Regions from separate parts of the Homo sapiens genome. Here region 1 is linked to region 2. A link is a loop called in an ENCODE intact Hi-C map of the cell type or tissue named here. Cell type or tissue: right lobe of liver. All regions are shown on one strand. Each heading gives the region's core, and the rest is flanking DNA. Links, peaks and the distances in the headings are about the cores only.

Evidence for each region. Peaks named below come from ENCODE experiments on the same cell type or tissue, not always from the same donor. Only the 100,000 strongest peaks of a DNase experiment are listed, where the experiment ranks them.
Region 1: it touches region 2 in a loop (1.8-fold over the local background); 34 of 110 quality-filtered maps call a loop at or near these places.

Annotation. Positions count from the first base shown.
Region 1 is chr7:100,629,010-100,640,130 of GRCh38, reverse strand. It overlaps TFR2 (transferrin receptor 2), which reads left to right. Exons shown (of 18, transcript NM_003227.4): 4 at 6,575-6,715; 5 at 6,791-6,902; 6 at 7,008-7,130; 7 at 7,933-8,049; 8 at 8,186-8,325; 9 at 9,079-9,242; 10 at 10,759-10,878. It overlaps LOC124901709 (a long non-coding RNA gene), which reads right to left. Exons shown (of 3, transcript XR_007060454.1): 2 at 8,906-8,975; 3 at 7,029-7,208. Among named protein-coding and RNA genes, the nearest start is that of TFR2, 7.0 kb to the left of the region's middle. RefSeq lists a silencer at 6,719-6,778 and an enhancer at 7,159-7,278. In right lobe of liver, for the core only: CTCF peaks have their summits at 6,117 and 10,633; a DNase peak (open chromatin) is centred at 6,106; H3K4me3 peaks cover 662 bases; H3K27ac peaks cover 495 bases.
Region 2 is chr7:100,679,493-100,690,613 of GRCh38, reverse strand. GIGYF1 (GRB10 interacting GYF protein 1) reads left to right here. Exons shown (of 27, transcript NM_001375765.1): 2 at 1,059-2,022; 3 at 2,099-2,163; 4 at 2,307-2,410; 5 at 2,504-2,633; 6 at 2,731-2,826; 7 at 2,998-3,109; 8 at 3,208-3,316; 9 at 3,568-3,608; 10 at 3,795-3,965; 11 at 4,181-4,434; 12 at 4,535-4,640; 13 at 5,133-5,270; 14 at 5,468-5,565; 15 at 5,720-5,891; 12 more. The coding sequence starts at 2,376. The coding sequence ends at 8,895. Among named protein-coding and RNA genes, the nearest start is that of GIGYF1, 9.2 kb to the left of the region's middle. In right lobe of liver, for the core only: no CTCF peak of the experiment used is centred there; no DNase peak of the experiment used is centred there; H3K27ac peaks cover 858 bases.

The DNA of each region.
Region 1 (11,121 bases), core at 2,834-10,833, 51 kb after region 2:
TCCAGCCTGGGAGACAGAGCGAGACCCTGTTTCAAAAACAAAATAACGGCAGGGTGCGGTGGCTCAGGCCTGTAATCCCAGCACTTTGGGAGGCGGAGGCGGGCAGATCACTAGGTCAGGATATCGAGACCATCTTGGCTAACACGGTGAAACCCCGTCTGTACTAAAAACACAAAATATTAGCCGGGCATGGTGGCGGGCGCCTCTAGTCCCAGCTATTCGGGAGGCTGAGGCAGGAGAATGGCTTGAACCCAGGAGGTGGAGCATGCATTGAGCCGAGATCACGCCACTGCACTTCAGCCTGGGCAACAGAGCGAGACTCCATCTCAAAAAAAAAAAAAAAGAAAAGAAAAAAAGAAAAACAAGTAAGCAAATGCATTTGTGGGTGCAGATCCAAAAGCTAGGTCCACCCATAGCCCTCTTTTGGGACGGGAGTAATTTTTCAGTGGATTCGCCTGGGTTTTCTAAGTAGGTAATCAGCTAAGCTACAGATAGTAGGAGATGGAGATTCTCTTTTCCAATGCTTATACCTTCTACGTTTTTTTTTTTTTCATTTCTCATTGCATTTGAGAGGACATGAATTTAAGGTAACCGTGGCAGTAGGTATCCTTGCCTATTTCCTGACTTTAATAGCAATGCTTTTATAATACTTTGCCATTGACAATGAACTTTGCTGTGCTCCAGACAGCTTTTTAAAATTGAATTAAGGAAGTTTCCTTTCACTCCTAGCTCACTGAGACTTTTATTGATTGATTGATTTTTTGAGACGGAGTCTCCCTCTTATCACCCAGGCTGGAGTGCAGTGGTGCAATCTTGGCTCACTGCAGCCTCCGCCTCCCAGGTTCACGCGATTCTCATGCCTCAGCCTCCTGAGTAGCTGGGATTACAGGTGTGTGCCATCACGCTTGATTAATTTTTGTATTTTTTAGTAGAGACAGGGTTTTGCCATGTTGCCCAGGTTGGTCTCCAACTCGTAAGCTCAAGCGATCTGCCAAAGCGCTTCGGCTTCCCAAAGTGCTGGGATTACAGGCATGAGCCACAGCACCCAGCCTCTTCTTTAATGTTTATATAGTAATTTGTGTTAATAGATTTCCTTATCTTCCTGAGCTCAACGCTAACCTTGATCAAGGTGTATGATTACTCTTTTGATATGTTGCTGGATTCACCTGCTGAAAGACCTTGAGTCTGTGGAATCAACAATGTTCAGGGCTTTATTTTTTTGAGATAGGGCCTCACTGTCACCCAGACAGTGCCGAGATGATAGCTCACTGCAGCCTCCAACTCCTGGACCCAAGTGATCCTCCCACCTTAGCCTTTCAAGTAGCTAGGACTACAGATGTGTGCCACTATGCCCGGCTATTTTTTTTTTTTTTACTTTTTTTGAGACAGAGTTTCACTGTTGCCCAGGCTGGAGTGCAGTGGTGCGATCTCGGCTCATGGCAACCTCCACCTCCCAGGTTCAAGCAATTCTCCTGCCTTAGCCTCCCGAGTAGCTGGGATCACAGGTGCCTGCCACCACACCCAACCAATTTTTTGTATTTTTAGTAGAGACGGGGTTTCACCATGTTGGGCAGACTGGTCTCAAACTCCTGACCTCAGATGATCCACCCACCACGGCCTCCCAAAGTGCAGGGATTACAGGCATGAGCCACCATGCCCAGCCTAATTTTTAATTTTTTTTAGTAGAAACGAGGTCTCCCTATGTTGCCCAGGATGGTCTCAAACTACTGGCCTCAAACAATCCTCCCACCTCAGCCTCCCAAAATGCTGGGATTATAGGAATGAGGTACCGCACCCAGCCTGCTCAGGGCTTTTAAATTAAATTACAGGTCAGGCATGGTGGCTCACACCTGTAATCCCAGCACTTTGGGAGGCCGAGGTGGGCAGATCATGAGGTCAGGAGATCGAGACTATCCTGGCTAACATGGTGAAACCCCGTTTCTACTAAAAACACAAAAAATTAGCTGGGCGTGGTGGCGGGCACCTATAGTCCCAGCTACTTGGGAGGCTGAGGCAGGAGAATGGCATGAACCCGGGAGGCGGAGCTTGCAGTGAACCGAGATCGCGCCACTGCACTCCAGCCTGGGCGACAGAGCAAGACTCTGTCTCAAAAAAACAAAACAAATACAAAATTAGCCGGGCGTAGTGGCGCATGCCTGTAATCCCAGCTACTCGGGAGGCTGAAGCAGGAGAATCGCTTAAACCCAGGAGGCGGAGGTTGCGGTGAGTCAACGTCGTGCCATTGCACTCCAGCCTGGGCAACAAGAGTGAAACTCCATCTCAAAAAAAAAAAAATTAAATTACATTAATTTTTTTTTGAGACAGGGCCTTGCTCTGTCACCTAGGCTAGAATGCAGTGGTGCAATCTGGGCTCACTGCAGCCTCGATTTCCCAAGCTCAGGTGATTCTCCCATCTCAGCCTCCTGAGTAGCTGGGTCTACAGGGAGGGGCCACCACGCCCAGCTAATTTTTCATTTTTCTTTTTTCAAAATTATTATTATTATTTAGGGACAGGATTTATTTATTTTTATATATTTGCAACCAATTCTCACTCTGTTGCCCAAGCTGGAGTACAGTGGCATGATCTTAGCTCACTGTAACCTCCGCCTCCCGGCTTCAGGTGATTTTTGTGCCTCAGCTTCCCAAGTAGCTGGGACTACAGGCGTGAGCCACCATGCCCAGCTAATTTATGATTTTTTTGTTTGTTTTTTGTTTTTTTCTTTTTTTTTGTGAGACAGAGTTTCACTCTTGTTGCCCAGGCTGGAGAGCAATGGCACGATCTTGGCTCACTGCAAACTCCGCCTCCCGGGTTCAAGCGATTCTCCTGCCTCAGCTCCCCGAGTAGCTGGGATTACAGTCATGCGCCACGACACCCAGCTAATTTTGTATTTTTAGTGGAGATGGGGTTTCTCCATGTTGGTCAGTCTGGTCTCGAACTCCTGACCTCAGGAGATCCACCCACCTCGGCCTCCCAAAGTGCTGGGATTACAGGTGTGAGCCACTGCGCCCGGCAATTTATGTATTTTTTTTAGGGACAGGGTTTCATCATGTTGGCCAGGCTGGTTTCGAACTCCTGGGCTCAAGCAATCCTCCTACCTTGGCCTCCCAAATTTCTTGGATTACAGGCGTAAGCCATGGTGCCCAGCCTGTTCAGGGCTACTTTTATTTTTTTGAGCAGTATTTGGTCATCTGGGTACAGGCTGAGCAGGTAGATAGTTTGACAGGTCTAGAAGCGGGGTGTGGCACTGAGGCAAAAGTAGCAGTTTTGGGGAGAGAGCAAGGATGTTGCAGTGAGCCGAGATCGCGCCATTGCATTCCAGCCTGGGCAACAAGAGTGAAACATGGCTCTCGGTGGGATGGAGAGGGAAGAGAAAGTGGGGGGAGATGATACATGTGGAGCTATAGGACATTTGTCATGTTCAATGGGGTTGAAGAGCAGGTACAGCGAGGATAACTGGGGGAGTTGGAACCTGACAGGGTCTACTCAGAGAGTAGGATTCTGGATCCTTGAAAACTTCCTGATACAATATATCCTGTCTATCTCAGAGTCTCCAGCACCTACCACAATGCCTGGCACTTACTAGATGTTCAGTAGATCCTCAATGGATAAGTATTCCAGAGATGGAGTGCGGGTAATGACAAGATGCAGGATACGGGCCAGGCACAGTGGCTCACGCCTGTAATCCCAGCACTTTGGGAGGTCAAGGCAGGTGGATCATCTGAGGTCAGGAGTTTGAGACCAGCCTGGCCAACATGGTGAAATCCTGTCTCTACTAAAAATACAAAAATTAACTGGGTGTGATGGTGCATGCCTGTAATCCCAGCTACTCGGGAGGCTGAGGCAGGAGAATCACTTGAAACTGGGAGGCAGAGGTTGCAGTGAGCTGAGATCGCACCAATGCACTCCAGCCTGTGAAACAGAGCAAGACTCCATCTCAAAAAAAAAAAAAAAAAAAAAAAGATGCAGGGTGTGACCAGGGAAGTGGAGTGCCTGGACTGGAGGTGACAATGATGAAGTAATTAATTCATTTATCCAACAAGTATTTTGGGGCATCTACTACGTGGCAGGTACTAAGCTAAGCAGGTGGTGGTGAGATAGAGACTAAAACAGTCTAACTTTGTTCTCATGGTGCTTACAATCCACTGGAGAAAACCAATACTAAACTAACAATCATTCACGACTACATAATTATGACTGGAATCATTGCTTTGAAAGAAAAGCAAAGGATGTGAGGCTCAGTGTGGTGGCTCACACCTGTGAGCCCAGCACTTTGGGAGGCTGAGGTGGGAGGATCTCTTGAGCCCAGTTTGAGACCAGCCTGGGCAACATAGAGAGATCCTGTCTCTTAAAAAAATAATAATAATTTGACCAGGCACGGTGGCTCACACCTGTAATCCCAGCACTTTGGGAGGCCAAGGCAGGTGGATCTCCTGAGGACAGGAGTTCGAGACCAGCCTGGCCAACATGGTGAAACACTGTTTCACCCTTTTTAGGCTCTACTAAAAATACAAAAAAAATTAGCTGGGCATGTTGGCGGGCACCTATAATCCCAGCTACTTGGGAGGCTGAGGCAGGAGAATTGTTTGAACCTGGGAGGTGGAGGTTGCAGTGAGCCAAGATTGCGCCATTGCATTCCAGCTTGGGCAACAAGAGTGAAACTCCATGTCAAAAATAATAATAATAATAATAATAATAATTTTTTAAAAAAGAAAAATAAAAAATTAGCCCAGTATGGTGGTGCATGCCTAGAGTCCCGGCTATTCAGGAGGCTGAGGCAGGAGGATGGCTTGAGCTTAGGAGCTGAAGGTTGCAGTGAGCTATGGTCATGCCACTGCACTCCAGGCTGGGTGACAGAGTGAGACCCTATCTCCAAAAAAAGAAAAGAAAAGGGGCCGGGCGCCATGGCTCATACCTGTAATCCCAGCATTTTGGGAGGTGAAGGTGGGCTGATTGCCTGAGGCCAGGAGTTTGAGACCAGCCTAGCCGACATGCCGAAACCCTGTCTCTACTAAAAAAATACAAAACTAGCTGAGTGTGGTGGTAGGCGCCTGTGGTCCTAGCTACTCAGGAGGCTGAGGCAGGAGAATCACTTGTACCCAGGAGGCAGAGGTTGCAGTGAGCTGAGATTGCACGACTACACACCAGCCTGGGCGACAGAGCGAGACTCCGTCTCAAAAAAAAAAAGAAAGAAAGAAAGAAAAAAGAAAAGAAAAGTGTGTAAAGAAAGACTATAACCAGGATCCTGATTTAGATTGCAGTTCAGGGAAGGCTTCGTTGAGGAACTGACGAGTCTAAACTGCCAAGATGAGTAATTTGCCAGGCAAAGAGACTGTGGAAAAACATTCAGGCTGAGATTCACCATTTGCGAAGGGTCTGAAATGTGAAGATGGTGGCCTCTTGGAGGAAGGGAAAGATGGTCCATGTGGCCGGTGAGGTGGATGTAGCTCAGGCCCTAAAGGGCCTTACTGGCTACTTTAACTGTTTTGAATTGAATTTTCCTGCCTCATCCCTGAGTGATCCTCCCCACTCCCCTCCCCATAAGCACCTTATCTCACGCTTTTGATGTGTAGCTTTAAATACACATATGGGGCGGGTCGTCATGGTTCATGCCTGTAGTCCCAGCACTTTGGGAGGATCGCTTGAGGCCAGGAGTTCAAGACCAGCTTGGGAAACACAGCAAGACTTCTCGTCTACAAAAAATTTTTAAAAATCAGCGGTTGGTGGCGTACACCTGTAGTCCCAGCTGCTCAGGAGGCTGAGGCGGGAGGATGGCTTGAGCCCAGGAACCGGTGATTCCCCTGAGTACCTTGGTGTAAAGTGTCTCCATGAGGCCCACGTGGAGGATGGGGGAGATGAGGAGGGTCTGCTGCCTGCCCAGTTAGCTCTTTCGAAGGAAAGTGTTTGGGTGCTGTGTGTGTGTGTGTGTGTGTGTGTGTGTGTGTGTGTGTGTGTTGACGTCGGGAGGAACGAGGTTGGGGGAGAGAGTTTGGCTTGAGCCGGGAAGAACCTACAGGATGATGGGCAGGACCCCCAGCTATGGGAAGTCAGGTTTTAAGCAGAGTGAGGTCCTGAGAGTCTCCGGCGCCGCCCTGGTGGTGATGGGAGAAAATGGGTCCGCGGAGGGCCCTGCACTGCGGCTCGCGCCTGTAATGCCAGCACTTTGGGAGGCCGAGGCGGGCAGATCACCTGAGATCAGGAGTTTGAGACCAACCTGGTCAACATGGTGAAACCCGTCTCTACTAAAAATACAAAAATTAGCCGGGCGTGATGGCACGTGCCTGTAATCCCTGATACGAGGGAGGCCGAGGCAGGAAAATGGCTTGAACCAGGAAGGCGGAAGTTGCAGAGAGCCGAGATTGGTCCACTGCACTCCAGCCTGGGCGACAGAGCGACACTCCGTCTCAAAAAAAAAAAAAAAAAAAAAAAAAAAAGCGTCCGCGGGGAGCGCTCTTTTCCTAAACTCAGGAACCCCTCGCCGCCCCTGCCCCTGGCGACCCCACGTCTCTGGCATCCTTCCCTCTTCCCTCCCTCTCCTCCGGGCGCCCAGAAAAGTCCCCACCTCTCCCCGCTTAGGCAAACCAGCCTTCGGGAACGGGTGGCAGGCTCGGCCGGGATGGCCGCTCTGACTCAGGACATTCGCGCGGCGCTCTCCCGCCAGAAGCTGGACCACGTGTGGACCGACACGCACTACGTGGGGCTGCAATTCCCGGATCCGTGAGTGCGCGCGCGGGCGGGGGGCGCGCGGGGAGGGGGACGCGGCTCGGGGCGCTCACCAGCCCCGCTCCCCAGGGCTCACCCCAACACCCTGCACTGGGTCGATGAGGCCGGGAAGGTCGGAGAGCAGCTGCCGCTGGAGGACCCTGACGTCTACTGCCCCTACAGCGCCATCGGCAACGTCACGGTGAGCACCCCCTGCCCGCTCCTAGGATGGGGCGCGGCACGAGCCCTTTCCTGGGTCTCGAAGGAGGGACGCGGGGAGCGCGCCTCACCGTCCTCGTGTCCCCAGGGAGAGCTGGTGTACGCCCACTACGGGCGGCCCGAAGACCTGCAGGACCTGCGGGCCAGGGGCGTGGATCCAGTGGGCCGCCTGCTGCTGGTGCGCGTGGGGGTGATCAGCTTCGCCCAGAAGGTAAGTGTCCCTGGACAGAGGGAGGGCTTGAGCCCGGGAACCGGAGGGTCGGACTGCCAGTGAGAATCGTTCAGGGTGCTGTGAGAGGGAGACAGGAAAGAACCATGTGGCTGGATGGTAAGAAAATATAAGCTGGGCACGATGGTTCTCACCTGCAATCCCAGCACTTTAGGAGGCCAAGACAGGAGGATCGCTTGAGGCCAGGAATTCAAGGCAACACGGTGAGAACCCCCTCTCTACTAAAAAAAAAAAAAAAAAAAAAGGTTCTTTTTTTTTTTTTTTTAGTTAGCTGGGCTGGTGGCACATGCATGTGGTCCCAGCTACTCCGGAGGCTCCGGTGGGAGGATCGCTTGAGCCCAGGAGTGCCAGGCTGCAGTGAGCTATGATCGCGCCACTGCACTCCAGCCTGGGCAAGAGAGACTCTGTCTCAAAAAGAAAAAAAAAAAAAAGAGAGAGAAACAGAGAAGGGAGGGAGGGAGGGAGGAAGGAAGGAAGGAAAATGTTGGCTGGTCTGGGAATTGAATCAGAAGGAAAAAAGAAAATGTTGGCTGGGAACAAATTGGGTGTTGGGGGAAATCAGATGGGGAAGGGAACAGAAACATGGGGTACCCTGGAGCCCGGTGGGGTTTGAGGGCTGCCTAGGAGCTGCTGAGGTTGGGAAGACACAGGCCAGGTAGTGCCCCCACATCCTCTCCGTGGGATGGACAGTTGCAAGCAAAGGCCTTGCCATTTCCTGGTTTCTCCTGCCCTTATGAATCGGGTTTTTTTCTGGGAGGAGTCCTCTAGTCACCTTCCTCCCCAGGTGACCAATGCTCAGGACTTCGGGGCTCAAGGAGTGCTCATATACCCAGAGCCAGCGGACTTCTCCCAGGACCCACCCAAGCCAAGCCTGTCCAGCCAGCAGGCAGTGTATGGACATGTGAGTCTGGGGAGGCTGGTCGTGCTGTTCCCAGGTCCCGAGGCCACACCTTCTTGCTCAGAATAGGGCTGGCATGTTTTTCGTTTTTCCTGGAAGCCCAGCTCGCAGCTTTGCGTGGGCACCCCTTTCCCTGCAGGTGCACCTGGGAACTGGAGACCCCTACACACCTGGCTTCCCTTCCTTCAATCAAACCCAGTTCCCTCCAGTTGCATCATCAGGCCTTCCCAGCATCCCAGCCCAGCCCATCAGTGCAGACATTGCCTCCCGCCTGCTGAGGTGAGGGGAGTGTTGGGGACCAGAAGAGGAGGAAGCAGAGAGAGGAAGGCTGCAGCGAGGCCACAGGGTGATTGTGGGTGAACTAGAAAAAGGTGACTCTTGTTTAAGCCTGCAGTGAGCCATGACTACACCACTGCACTCCAGCCTGGGAGACAGAGAGACCCTGACCTTTTTTTTTTTTTGAGATGGAGTCTTGCTCTGTCTTCCAGGCTGGAGTGCAGTGGTGCAATCTTGGCTCACTGCAACCTCCACCTCCCGGGTTCAAGTGATTCTTCTGCCTCAGACTCCAGAGTATCTAGGATTACAGGTGCCCCCCCACCACGCCCGGCTAATTTTTGTATTTTTAGTAGAGGGTTTCACCATGTTGGCCAGACTGGTCTCGAACTCCTGACCTAGTGATCCGCCCATCTCGGCCTCCCAAAATGCTGGGATTACAGGTGTGAGCCACCATGCCTGGCCGGGACCCTGACTCTTTAAAAAAAAAAAAAAAAAAAAAAAAAGTGACTCTTCTGGATGGACACAGCCTTTCTCCAGGGTCTACTGTCTGGCAACTAAAGTTCCCACTGGATTGCACACCTACCTCAGCTGAGAACCATCCAAGGCAGCCCTGACTGCACTGCCCTACCCAGGCAGCGTCCAGAGGCAGCGATCTGGAGCCAGAAAGGGTGGGAGGGAAAGAAATAAGGAAAAGAGTGATTTGGACTCTTCTGGGTCTCTCTACAACTTCCCCCTTTCTGCCTTCCTCCTCTCCAGGAAGCTCAAAGGCCCTGTGGCCCCCCAAGAATGGCAGGGGAGCCTCCTAGGCTCCCCTTATCACCTGGGCCCCGGGCCACGACTGCGGCTAGTGGTCAACAATCACAGGACCTCCACCCCCATCAACAACATCTTCGGCTGCATCGAAGGCCGCTCAGAGCCAGGTATGCTGTGTGTCCAGTATCACTCACAGCTGGTGGTGGGCTGGGGGAATTTCTGCCCATACACCCTGGCAAGATAGGGGGCTGGTGCAGGAGGCCCCAAGAGGGGACAGGAGTGGTGCCCAGAGGAGGGAAGCTGGCAAGTTGAGGCTGAACTGGGTCTGATGGTGGCAGCAGTGAACAGACCTCACCTTCCAGCCTGTCTAGTGATGGAATGGGGGTTGTTGCCCAGTAGTGAGCTCCCCAGCACTGGAAGTGAGTAAGCCTAAGTTGGATGATGTTGTAATAGAAACTCAAGCATGGGCCGGGTGTGGTGGCTCACGCCTGTAATCCCAGCACTTTGGGAGGCCCAGGCAGGTGGATCACTTGAGGTCAGGAGTTTGAGACCAGCTTGGCTAACATGGTGAAACCCCGTCTCTACTAAAAATACAAACATTAGCTGGGCCCGGTGGCATGCATCTGTAATTCCAGCTATTCCGGAGGCTCGGACAGGAGAATCACTTGAACCCAGGAGGTGGAGGCTGCTGTGAGCCGAGATTGTGCCATTGCACTCCAGCCTGGGCAACAGAGCAAGACTTTGTCTCAAGAAAAAGAAAAAAAAGAGAAAGAAAGAAAGAGAGAAAGAGAAAGAAAAAAAGAAAGAAAGAGAGAGAGAGAAAGGAAGGAAGGAAGGAAGGAAGGAAGGAAGACTCAAGCATGAAAGAAAGATCAGATCAGATTAGATAGAAGCATAGATGGCCCTTTCAAGCATAGCTAGATGTGGATGGCAGTGGAGAATTAAAATAAGTAATTGACAGATGGGGCAACAAAGCCAAGACTTCACAAAAAATTTAAAAATAAGAGAAATTGGCTGGGTGCGGTGGCTCACGCCTGTAATCCCAGCACTTTGGAAGGCCGAGGTGGGCGGATCATGAGGTCAGGAGATCGAGACCATCCTGGCTAACATGGTGAAACCCTGTCTACTAAAAATACAAAAAAATTAGCTGGGCATGGTGGCAGGCGCCTGTACTCCCAGCTACTCAGGAGGCTGAGGCAGGAGAATGGCGTGAACCCGGGAGGTGGAGCTTGCCGTGAGCCAAGATCGTGCCACTGCACTCCAGCCTGGGCAACAGAGCGAGACTCCAAAAAATAAATTAAATAAATAAATAAGTAAGTAAGTAAAAGAAATTAGCCGAGCATGGTGGCACACATCTGTGGTCCCAGCTACTTGGGAGGCTCAGGCAGGAGGATGGCTTGAGCCAGGGAGTTTGAAGCTGCAGTGAGCTATGATCACACCACTGCACACTCCAGCCTGGGTGACAGAAACCTTGTAAGTCCAGAATGACCTCAGGCACCCAGCTGAAGGAGCACACCATCCAGGAAGGGCCAAGTGGGGAGGGGCGCCCTCTTTAGGGACTGGAGGGACTGCAGGGCTAGGGTTGCCGGAATTGTGATGGGCTGAGAGACACAGGCAGATGGAGGATGCCCCCAGGGTGCAGGGTGCAGTGTCAGAAGTGGGTCCCAAACATCCCCTCCCCAGATCACTACGTTGTCATCGGGGCCCAGAGGGATGCATGGGGCCCAGGAGCAGCTAAATCCGCTGTGGGGACGGCTATACTCCTGGAGCTGGTGCGGACCTTTTCCTCCATGGTGAGCAACGGTAAGGTCAGGGCCAGGGCCTGGGCCTGGGCTAGGCAGCGGTGGGCCTGTGGCCCGAGGAGGATAGGGCAGAGAGGCAGTGAGGGACACAGACTGGCCAGTGGTCACTTGGACCTCGGCATCCACATTGTACCTGAGTGGCCCTGGGCCAGTCACTTCACCTCTATTTCGTCACCTAAAAATGAAAGTGAGGCCGGGTGCGGTAGCTCACGCCTGTAGTCCCAGCACTTTGGGAGGCCGAGGC
Region 2 (11,121 bases), core at 2,499-10,498:
GACAGGGTTTTGCCACGTTGGCCAGGCTGGTCTCAAACTCCTGACCTCAGGTGATCTGGCTGCCTTGGCCTCCCAAAGTGCTGGGATTACAGGCATGAACCACCACGCCTGGCCACTTTTTCTTTTTTAAAAAATGTTTAGAATTGTTTCTGTAGAGTCGTGGTCTTGTTCTGTTACTCAGGCTGGTCTCGGACTCCTCTCTTCAAGCCTCCCACAGTGCTGGGATTATAGGCATAAGCCATTGTGCTGGCCAGGTGGTCCCTTTTCTGTTCTACTCTCTCCCACCCTCATGCCTCCAGGATGAGCTTCTGGCCTTCTAGAAGGAATGAACTGGAGGAGGCCCAAAATGGCCTCTCCTGAGGCTGATTTGAAGGAATGTGGGGTGTTTTTCTTGGAGTGGGGAAAACTTAGGTATGCGGTGGTTATCTCCAGATACCTTTTGTTCCCTAAAGCTTTTTTAAAAAAATGATTATTGTGGTAAAATATACAACAAAATTTGGAGACTTTAACTGTCTCTAATTGTGCCATTCTGTGTTACTAAGTACACTCACATTGGTGTGCGGCCATGACCACCAGCGGCCCCAGGATCCCCTCCTCAGTTGAGGCTCTGGACCCTTCAGCAACAGCTCCCTGTCCCCTCAGCCCCTGGTGGCTGCCCTTCTACCTTCCTCCCTCAATGAGTGACTGCTCTAGAGACCTCATGAAAGAGAAGTAAGGGGTAGCTCTCCTTTTTTGGCTGGTGTGTTTCTCTTAGCGTGATGTCCTCAAGGCTCATCCAGTCCCCAGATTGCTCTAGGTGGCCACCTGCAGTCAGTGACAGGCTGGTGGCTTTTCATGTCATGGAACACACCACCACTGGAGCATCCAGCCGAGGCAGAGGAAGGAGAGGTCCCAGGGGAGGCCAGCCTGGCCTTGGGTTGCCTCTGAGCCCGGTGTTTCCCCCTGGAGTGCCTGGACTCTGAGCAGGCCTCGGCTTGTCATGGGCTGCTGGCTCAGCTGGGGCTGATGGCCTTTCCTCCTCAGCACCCTGGTTGAACCCGCTTCCTCTTCTTTCCCAGACTGTGGCGTCCTGGAGTTGATGGGAGCTGCAGCACCAAGCCGGGCCAGCCTCCCTCCCAGCCAGTGACAACACCGCAGCACCTGGACCCCGCCCACCCGCTTGAGTCCTCTGCCTGGGGCCCCAGGGATGCGCCTCCTCCTGAAAGTCCCCTCCATCCTCCCTTAGAGGAACAGGCTGCCGCCGCGCCCCCATCAGCCTCCATTGCCCTGACCTTATTTCCACCTGATGGTGCCAGAGGCTGCTTCCCAGCTGGTATCCTGAGATCCTCGTTCCCTTGGTGGCTTGGTTGTTTAAGCCTCCATTATTGATTGGGGGCGGTGGTCTGGGTGTGATTCCTGTGGGGGAAACCAGCCCGAGGTGCCTTGGCTCAGGCTTGCCTGCCTGGAGTCCTTGTCGTGTACCCGTCTGTGGCCCTAGAGTCACCTCCTGCTCCTTTTCACTGGGTTTCTCCCCAGACCAAGCCCCTGGATTTGAGCTTCTGAGCAGCCAACTGATTTTTTTCATGAGGGAAAGAATTTTGCTCCTAGATTTATTTCTAATCCTTTTCTCCGTAACTGACCTTTTCTCTGTAAGCTATTTGTGGCTCTAGTGGGTTTTTGTTTGCTTGCTTGTTTTTGTTTTATCTTTGCCCTGAACGTCCATCCTGGCCTCGGCTGCCTCCCTCCCCGAGTTCTTCACTACACCTCCTGTCTCAGCCTCCCAGAGAGGGTGGCGAGGGTGCTGATGCCCAGAGACACCATCCGGCGAATGGACCTCTCCTGTCATGCGGGGCAGGGCAGGGCTGCCGGCAGAGCCATGTCCTGAACCCTCCCTCCTCCCCCCTGCTCTCCTTAAGGGTCTTTCCCAGATGTGAAGGTCCCTCCCAGGCTCTACTGAGGTCAGACCAATTCCCAGTGGCTTGGGTACCCTCGTTCACTCCAGCACCAGCCCCTGCCCTCCTTCTTCCCGGGCCAGGCTGCCAGGTGAGCCCCGGGCCAAGGGTGGTTGCCCTGCTGAGGCCGAAAGGACTCGAGCTTCCCATCTCCTCGCCTCCCCCAGGTCTTTCACCGTCTGGACTCATCTCTGGGTAACTCATGGTGTGAGTGGCCACGTGGCTGGCTCAGGTGAGTCCTTTTAGACCCCAGGTGACCCACCAGCTAGTCCGGGGCCCATTGTTGTGCCCACTAGGATGTCCCCCATGGTGTCCTCCCTGCGCTTTAAAGTTCTCCTTCGTGTGCTGTTCTTCATGGCCCCTGTTCCCCCACAGGTGTTTGGACAGTGAACGCCAGGTCCCCTCCTCCCCACCCCCGGCCTCTCAAACACGCCCAGCCCCACGATGGCAGCAGAGACACTCAACTTTGGGCCTGAGTGGTGAGTCACTTGTGCCTCGGCTGCCGTGGAGATTCGAGAAAGCACAGTCAGGCTGCCCTGACCTCTGTCTTCTTCTCTCTGTGTTGTGTCCAGGCTCAGGGCCCTGTCCGGGGGCGGCAGCGTGGCCTCCCCACCCCCGTCCCCTGCCATGCCCAAATACAAGCTGGCTGACTACCGTTATGGGCGAGAGGAAATGCTGGCTCTCTACGTCAAGGAGAACAAGGTGGGTGCGTGGGCGAGGGGGGTTGGCGGTGGTGGCCTCTGCCTGTGGAGGGGATCTGGCAGCATGTGGTGTCTTGGCTGTCCCAACCCACTGCCAGGTCCCGGAAGAGCTGCAGGACAAGGAGTTCGCCGCGGTGCTGCAGGACGAGCCACTGCAGCCCCTGGCTCTGGAGCCGCTGACTGAGGAGGAACAGGTGGGACCGGGCCAGGAGCTGAGGCTGCGGGAGCCTGGGAGGGGAGGCCATGGGTTGGGTTAGGAGGAGAGGGGCCAGCGCTGAGGAGACAGGCGGGGAGGGTGCTGTGGGGTGGGGGTGGAGGTGGTTGGGTGCCTGGGTCCTCACTCCCGCCCCTGGCTCCCTCCTCAGAGAAACTTCTCCCTGTCAGTGAACAGCGTGGCTGTGCTGAGGCTGATGGGGAAAGGGGCTGGCCCCCCCCTGGCTGGCACCTCCCGAGGCAGGGGCAGCACGCGGAGCCGAGGTAGAGGGGTGATGGCGTGTCCTGGGGACGGGCAGATCTGGGCCCCTGACTTCGAGAACGTGCAGCAGGTTTCATTGTGCGTCTGGCCTCTTCTCTAGGCCGCGGCCGTGGTGACAGCTGCTTTTACCAAAGAAGCATCGAAGAAGGCGATGGGGCCTTTGGACGAAGCCCCCGGGAAATCCAGCGCAGCCAGAGCTGGGATGACAGGTGGGGCGGGGAGGGGGCATGGCGCAGAGCCGGGCAGGCCAGGGAGGGGAGGCCTGGGCCCTGTCGCTAGAGGGTAACAGAGGCCCACCAGATAAGCCCTGTCCGAGATCCCGGTGCTCCTGACCCCTGGTTTCGTTTGTCCCCTTCCTCCCTCCACTGCCTCAGGGCACAGTGGACAAGGCATGGGGCGGTTGCACAGGGTGGCAGGGGAGGCTGTACTGTTTCTGACCCACACGTTTCCCCTGCTGCAGAGGCGAGAGGCGGTTTGAGAAGTCAGCAAGGCGGGATGGAGGTACGAGGCTGCTGAGGGCGGCGGCCGGGGCGGCAGGGAGGACCAAGATGGGTGGCCCAGTCTGGGGGTGCTTATTTCGGAGGTGTTGGGGGCAGGAGGGCCTGGAGCTGGCCCCCCCAACGTTTCTTGAGGGTCCAGGCACCACGCTGCCTTTCTAATAACTGCCCCTGTCTTCCCGTCTCCCAGCACGATGTGGCTTTGAGGAGGGAGGGGCTGGCCCAAGGAAGGAGCACGCCCGCTCAGACAGCGAGAACTGGCGCTCCCTACGGGAGGAACAGGAGGAGGAGGAGGAGGGCAGCTGGAGGCTCGGAGCAGGGCCCCGGCGAGACGGCGACCGCTGGCGCTCCGCCAGCCCTGGTGAGATTGGGGCCTGGTAGCATTGGCGGGGGCAGTGGGGAGCAGGAACTGTAATGAGAGGGTGGGCTCCTGTAGCCACGGGGAGGGAGCAGAGGCTGGCTGGTGTGGGAGTGGCCGGGACAGCAGCCCTGGAGGTGCTCCGTGAGCTGCAGCAGAGGGGGCCGCTGGCTTCGCTTGGGTACCCACTCTTCTTCTCCCTGACTTTTCCTGTGCAGATGGTGGTCCCCGCTCTGCTGGCTGGCGGGAACATGGGGAACGGCGGCGCAAGTTTGAATTTGATTTGCGAGGGGATCGAGGAGGGTGTGGTGAAGAGGAGGGGCGGGGAGGGGGAGGCAGCTCTCACCTGCGGCGGTGCCGAGCGCCTGAAGGCTTTGAGGAGGACAAGGATGGGCTCCCAGAGTGGTGCCTGGACGATGAGGATGAAGAAATGGGCACCTTTGATGCCTCTGGGGCCTTCTTGCCTCTCAAGGTATCTGTGAGGAGGCGAGGGTGGGAACCTGCCCTTCCGGGGTCCTCTTCCTCCCCACCCACCCCAGCTGTTCTCTGCTCCCCACCCCGGCCCCATGCAGAAGGGCCCCAAGGAGCCCATTCCTGAGGAGCAGGAGCTGGACTTCCAAGGGTTGGAGGAGGAGGAGGAACCTTCCGAAGGGCTAGAGGAGGAAGGGCCTGAGGCAGGTGAGCCGCGGGGTGCCCAGCGGGCCTGGGGCTGGGCCGGGCAGGCACTGGTGTTCTTTGCCGGGCTGGGCATTGGCTGCCCACCTACCTGTAGAATCAGGCTACTTAGATCTGGAAGAAGAGTGCTGAGAGGTGGGGAGGAACCAGGGGGTAGCAGAGCCATGTCTTCAAGGCAGTGTACCAGATAGAAATCAGGCGTAATCAAAATGACCTTTGAAAGTCCCTTGAAGAAGCTGTAGAACCTGGAGTGACGTCTGCGGTGTTGTGTGGTGTTGTGCGATGTTGTGATATGTTCCTGCCGCGTCTGGCAGCGTGGAGGCGAGGGTCAGGGCACCGCATTCCCTCTGCCATTAGTTGAGTTGACCCAAGTGAAGTGGTGGACTCGGCCTAAGGGAGTGTGACCCGCGGTTCCAGCCACACTCAAGGGCTTGTGCTAACTCGCGTGGCAGGCCCAGCCCTTGGTTCTGAACTCTGGCCATCTCCCTCTTCTAGGTGGGAAAGAGCTGACCCCACTGCCTCCTCAGGAGGAGAAGTCCAGCTCCCCATCCCCACTGCCCACCCTGGGCCCACTCTGGGGGACAAACGGGGATGGGGACGAAACTGCAGAGAAAGAGCCCCCAGCGGCCGAAGGTAGGAAGGGAGGATGGCCTACCTCCCGGGTGCGCTGGGGCTGTGGGAGAAAGTGCTCCCCACTCGTGGGGGTGGGCACACAGGGCATTCACATTGAGGAGCCATGGCAAGAGCGTGGTGTTCTGGAGTGAGAGTAGGCGAAAGCTATCTTGTCTCCTCCCCGCCCTTCTTTCCACCTCCTATCTCATGCCTTCCAGATGATATTCGGGGGATCCAGCTGAGTCCCGGGGTGGGCTCCTCTGCTGGCCCACCCGGAGATCTGGAGGATGATGAAGGCTTGAAGCACCTGCAGCAGGTGTGGGGGCCTGAGAAAGCGGGAGGGACCCTTCCCACTTCTGACCTGACCTGCTTGGCCCCAGCCCCGGCCCCAGCTCAAGCTCCATCCCCATCCCCATCCTGATGTTGCTGAGATTGGCAGCTGAGCCTTTCTTCTTTTTCTGGGCATCCAGGAGGCGGAGAAGCTGGTGGCCTCCCTGCAGGACAGCTCCTTGGAGGAGGAGCAGTTCACGGCTGCCATGCAGACCCAGGGCCTGCGCCACTCTGCAGCCGCCACTGCCCTCCCGCTCAGCCATGGGGCTGCCCGGAAGTGGTTCTACAAGGACCCACAGGGCGAGATCCAAGGTACCTGTGTGGGATGGGAGGGCTGCTCAAGGCCGTTCTGGTTCAGGGTGTCTCTGGCATACCCTGTGACCCCAGTGGTTCTCCCGCTCCCTCGCTCCCTGTCCAGGCCCCTTCACGACACAGGAGATGGCAGAGTGGTTCCAGGCCGGCTACTTTTCCATGTCACTGCTGGTGAAGCGGGGCTGCGATGAGGGCTTCCAGCCGCTGGGCGAGGTGATCAAGATGTGGGGCCGCGTGCCCTTTGCCCCAGGGCCCTCACCTCCCCCACTGCTGGTGAGCCGCTTCTCCCCTGCATGGAGGGACAGGGTGTGAGGGGTGCCGGCAGGAGTCCAGCAGAGTCCCCTCCTCCCTGCTGGGGGCACTGGCCGAGCTCTCACCTGAGCAGGGAAACATGGACCAGGAGCGGCTGAAGAAGCAACAGGAGCTGGCCGCGGCGGCCTTGTACCAGCAGCTGCAGCACCAGCAGTTTCTCCAGCTGGTCAGCAGGTATGGGGGGCCTGGGGTGGGCTGGGAGAAGGCCCGGCGCTGGCTCTGTGGCCCACCATCTCCACTGTCCCATTTGCAGCCGCCAGCTCCCACAGTGCGCGCTCCGAGAAAAGGCAGCTCTGGGGGACCTGACACCGCCACCACCGCCGCCGCCACAGCAGCAGCAGCAGCAGCTCACGGCATTCCTGCAGCAGCTCCAGGCGCTCAAACCCCCCAGGTGCGTGGTGCGTGCGAGCCCTCAGGATACAGGGTGGGGGGGGGATGGGGGCAGACCAGAGATGGATTTGGGGTCCTAAGAATCCACAATTTGCTCCTCAGAGGCGGGGACCAGAACCTGCTCCCGACGATGAGCCGGTCCTTGTCGGTGCCAGATTCGGGCCGCCTCTGGGACGTACATACCTCAGCCTCATCACAGTCAGGTGTGTGGCCTGACTGGTCCCCACCCCCAAGGCAGTCTCCGGGTGAAATGGGGTCTGGGGTCTGCTCCCCACCCCCACACGCCCCTAGCTGCCATTCTGGCTGGGGAGCCCACTGCTGCGGCTGGACTAGATCAGTGGGCCCAAGTGCCCACCTGCAGCCGCCTCTGCCCCCCTGCCCCCTGCAGGTGGTGAGGCCAGTCTTTGGGACATACCAATTAACTCTTCGACTCAGGGTCCAATTCTAGAACAACTCCAGCTGCAACATAAAGTGAGTGGGCATCCTGGGGCTGAGGCCCTGGGAATGAAGGGTGGACCGAGGCAGGCCCCAGGCTGTCCCCTGCAGCTCTCCCCTCTGATGGGCCACTGGTCTCAGTTCCAGGAGCGCAGAGAAGTGGAGCTCAGGGCGAAGCGGGAGGAAGAGGAACGCAAGCGTCGAGAGGAGAAGCGCCGCCAGCAGCAGCAGGAGGAGCAGAAGCGGCGGCAGGAGGAGGAAGAGCTGTTTCGGCGCAAGCACGTGGGTGCTCCCAAGCCTCAGCTGGCTGGGTGGACAACCCTCGCCAGGTCCCCTCACCATGTCCCCCTCTTAGGTGCGGCAGCAGGAGCTATTGCTGAAGTTGCTACAGCAGCAGCAGGCGGTCCCTGTGCCCCCCGCACCCAGCTCCCCGCCCCCACTCTGGGCTGGCCTGGCCAAGCAGGGGCTGTCCATGAAGACGCTCCTGGAGTTGCAGCTGGAGGGCGAGCGGCAGCTGCACAAACAGCCCCCACCTCGGGAGCCAGCTCGGGCCCAGGCCCCCAACCACCGAGTGGTGAGCAGGCCGGGAACCTCCCGGGCTCCCCCTACAGTTTCCAGGGTGGCACAGGGAGGGGGATACTGAACCCAGACTTGTGCAGCCCCAGCCCCAGTCCCAGCCTCTCCTGTGATGGCAACAGCTCTTGTGGCCCTCACCTCACCTGTCTCCCTTTGCCACCTAAACAAGCCTCCCCATCCGCTTTTCTGGGGTGCCTTTGTTTGAGCCACTCTGATCTTCTGCCATCTGTAGCAGCTTGGGGGCCTGGGCACTGCCCCCCTGAACCAGTGGGTGTCTGAGGCTGGGCCACTGTGGGGCGGGCCAGACAAGAGTGGGGGCGGCAGCAGCGGCCTGGGGCTCTGGGAGGACACCCCCAAGAGCGGCGGGAGCCTGGTCCGTGGCCTCGGCCTGAAGAACAGCCGGAGCAGCCCATCTCTCAGGTGGGCGTGGCACCTGGAGGCTCCGGGATGGCCCTGAGGGGGAAGGTGGCAGACCCCCCCAACCCCTGCCAGCTGATTTCCAACCCTGACTCACCCTCCCCCTTCAGTGACTCATACAGCCACCTATCGGGTCGGCCCATTCGCAAAAAGACGGAGGAAGAAGAGAAGCTGCTGAAGCTGCTGCAGGGCATTCCCAGGCCCCAGGACGGCTTCACCCAGTGGTGCGAGCAGATGCTGCACACGCTGAGCGCCACGGGCAGCCTGGACGGTGGGCGAGCGGCTCCCAGGAGGTGGGCGGGACCTGGGTCTCCAGACCCGGCCAGGGGGCCCTGACAGCCTTCGCTCATCCTGCAGTGCCCATGGCTGTAGCGATCCTCAAGGAGGTGGAATCCCCCTATGATGTCCACGATTATATCCGTTCCTGCCTGGGGGACACGCTGGAAGCCAAAGAATTTGCCAAACAATTCCTGGAGCGGAGGGCCAAGCAGAAAGCCAGCCAGCAGCGGCAGCAGCAGCAGGTGAGGCAGCCGGCACCAGCAGCTGGGGTGGGCTTGCCTGGTGCCTCCTGACCTTCACCCTCCTCTCCGCTGCCTTAGGAGGCATGGCTGAGCAGCGCCTCGCTGCAGACGGCCTTCCAGGCCAACCACAGCACCAAACTCGGCCCCGGGGAGGGCAGCAAGGCCAAGAGGCGGGCACTGATGCTGCACTCAGACCCCAGCATCCTGGGTGAGCTGGGCTGGGGCAGGAGCGGGACTTCCTTGGCACAGGGCAGGAGGAGCCCAGGAGAGAGCTCAGACGCAGCTTCTCCCCGGCTTCAGGGTACTCCCTGCACGGATCTTCTGGTGAGATCGAGAGCGTGGATGACTACTGACCAGCCCGGACCCCCAGCCCCTGGGCTGTAGGCCAGGGCAGCCACAGCGGCGTGGACCGAGGGTCCCAGCCTGCAGGCTCCCCGCAGAGAGCACAGGAAGAGGCAGGGGCGGGGTCCCCAGCACTTGTTACAAACACACGATGCACCTTAACTCACCCACCACGAGGCACTTTACAGACTGGGGGAGGGGGTTTTTCTTTTTATTTTTTTTTTTAATTTTAAACGACTGAAGAAAACATTAGGAGAGGCAAAAATATTGTTAAAAACTAGACTCTAAACACCCCTTCCTGCTGTGAGGATAGTGGGTGTGACAATGGAAGGTCCACAGAGGTTTTTGTTTTTTGGTTTTTTTTTTTTTTTTAAGAAAAAAAGATGAAAAATGAAAAAAAAAATGGTTAGGAGGCTGAAAGAAAAAACACACTGTTATTTTGGGGCAGTGGGGACACAGGCCCCGTGGACCTGTCCTGCCTGGCCCCCAAGGCCATACTTACCCCCCAGAAGGCGGGCCATGGGGTAACTGGAAGCTGGGGGCCAGCAGTTTGCACAGGAGGCCTGTCTGAGCCCCACCCGCCAGACCTGTTGTGAGCAGCTCCTGTCACTGAGGCTGGCTGAGGTGTCCGGGGTGGGGCCAAAGTAGCCCCTTGGCTTCGCTGCTTTGGGGGACAGTTGCACAAATTGGACGAGTGGCCCCAGCTCTCTGGCTGCCATCTTGTGCTGGCCGAGTAGACGGGAGGGGCCAAGCCGTGCCAACCTCTCTGGCTGGCAGGGTGGGGCAGCAGGACTCTGGTTCTGGTGAGGGGCGTCTCCCACTGCTGCCATTTTGGGGGACACCCTGGGTTTGAACCTGAAAGCCCCAGCTCTCTGCCTTGCCACGTGAATGTATTCTTTGGGCCACAAGCCCCCGCCTCACCCCTGCCTGAGCTGCCTCACCCCTGTGAGCGGCGGGGGTGGATGATTGCTCCAGAGGCTGCAGAGAGAAGGCTGAGCTGTTTCTCCAGTGAAGGGGGCAGGAGGAGGGGCCTCAAAGGCAAGGAGTGGGTGGCTTTGGGCTTAGGGTTGCAGTAGAGGGGCTGCCGCCCGGGGCCCCAACCTGTAGCCAGCTCGTAAGATGTGGACCACCCAGCTCTGCACCTGACCCTTCCGCTGACCAAATGGGAGAGGAGCAGGTGGCCTTCCGGGTCTGATATGATGCGCTTTTTACCGTTGGGTAAGGTTGGGGTGAAGAGAAGTGTGCGGCTCCTGGGTCAGAGGAGGCTGCCCCTTCTATTGCTCACCCACTTCTTATTCCCGGTCCCCTACTTGGGTTCGTCTCCGCCCATTTTGGGTTTTGTAACAGTTTTGTCTTTTGGGTTTCTCATCCAGCTCCTCCCATTGACCTCATTGCTCAGAGTGCAGTATTAGGGCAAGGCTTCGCCACTGCCTCCCTCCATGAATGTATTTCTCCCTCCTGCCCTGGGGACATGGGGAGTGGCCCGTTTCTTTCCCCATCTAGTCCCAGAAAGATGGTGTTTGGTTTTCTGTTGTTGGATTTTTTTTTTTTTTTTTTTTTTTTTGCACCAAAGTGGCAACTAGGTCAGTGTTGGGGGATCAAGCTGGCCTCGGGGTGGGGGGCCCCCACCTGCCTCTCCCTGGTTCCCACAGTGTTAGCGTCCCTGAAAAGACAATATTCTCTCTAAAGCAATAAGGGGTGACGGGCCGGGGGGAGTGTTTGCTGCTGCTGGCCCCCAGCTCCCCTTCCCTCTTGCCAGGTGTGGGGGAGACTCCTGTTGTGACTGAATGTAACCCCCCCACCCCTGCCGCAGCCAATGCAGGGGAAGGGGGACACTCTTCCTGTCTCTTCTCCCCAGCTAAAGAGACTTTGGACTTAGGGGGCCCATGAGCCTGGAGAGGCCTTAACCCTGTGAGGAAGTATAGGGGGAGCCCTCTCCCACCCCCATCCCCTTCTGAGAGTGGTCAATGTTTACAAGCCCCTGAGCCCCCCTGCCCAGGGACTCAGACCCTGTTGCTGTCCTTCCCCGGCCCCGGTCTTCCTGGGCCCTCGCTGCTCCCCTGCCCTTCCTGGGGTTGGGGTGGGTGCAGGGGTCACCGTGTTCCCTGTCTGCCTTGTACCCACAGTCTCCCCGCCCCCTCTCCACCCTGTGTGACTTCCCTCTCTTTTACCTGCTCCTGTAAATACTCCCTTCTCCCAATAAAACTTGGTGTGTGTTCTCCCGTTCCGCCTCCACT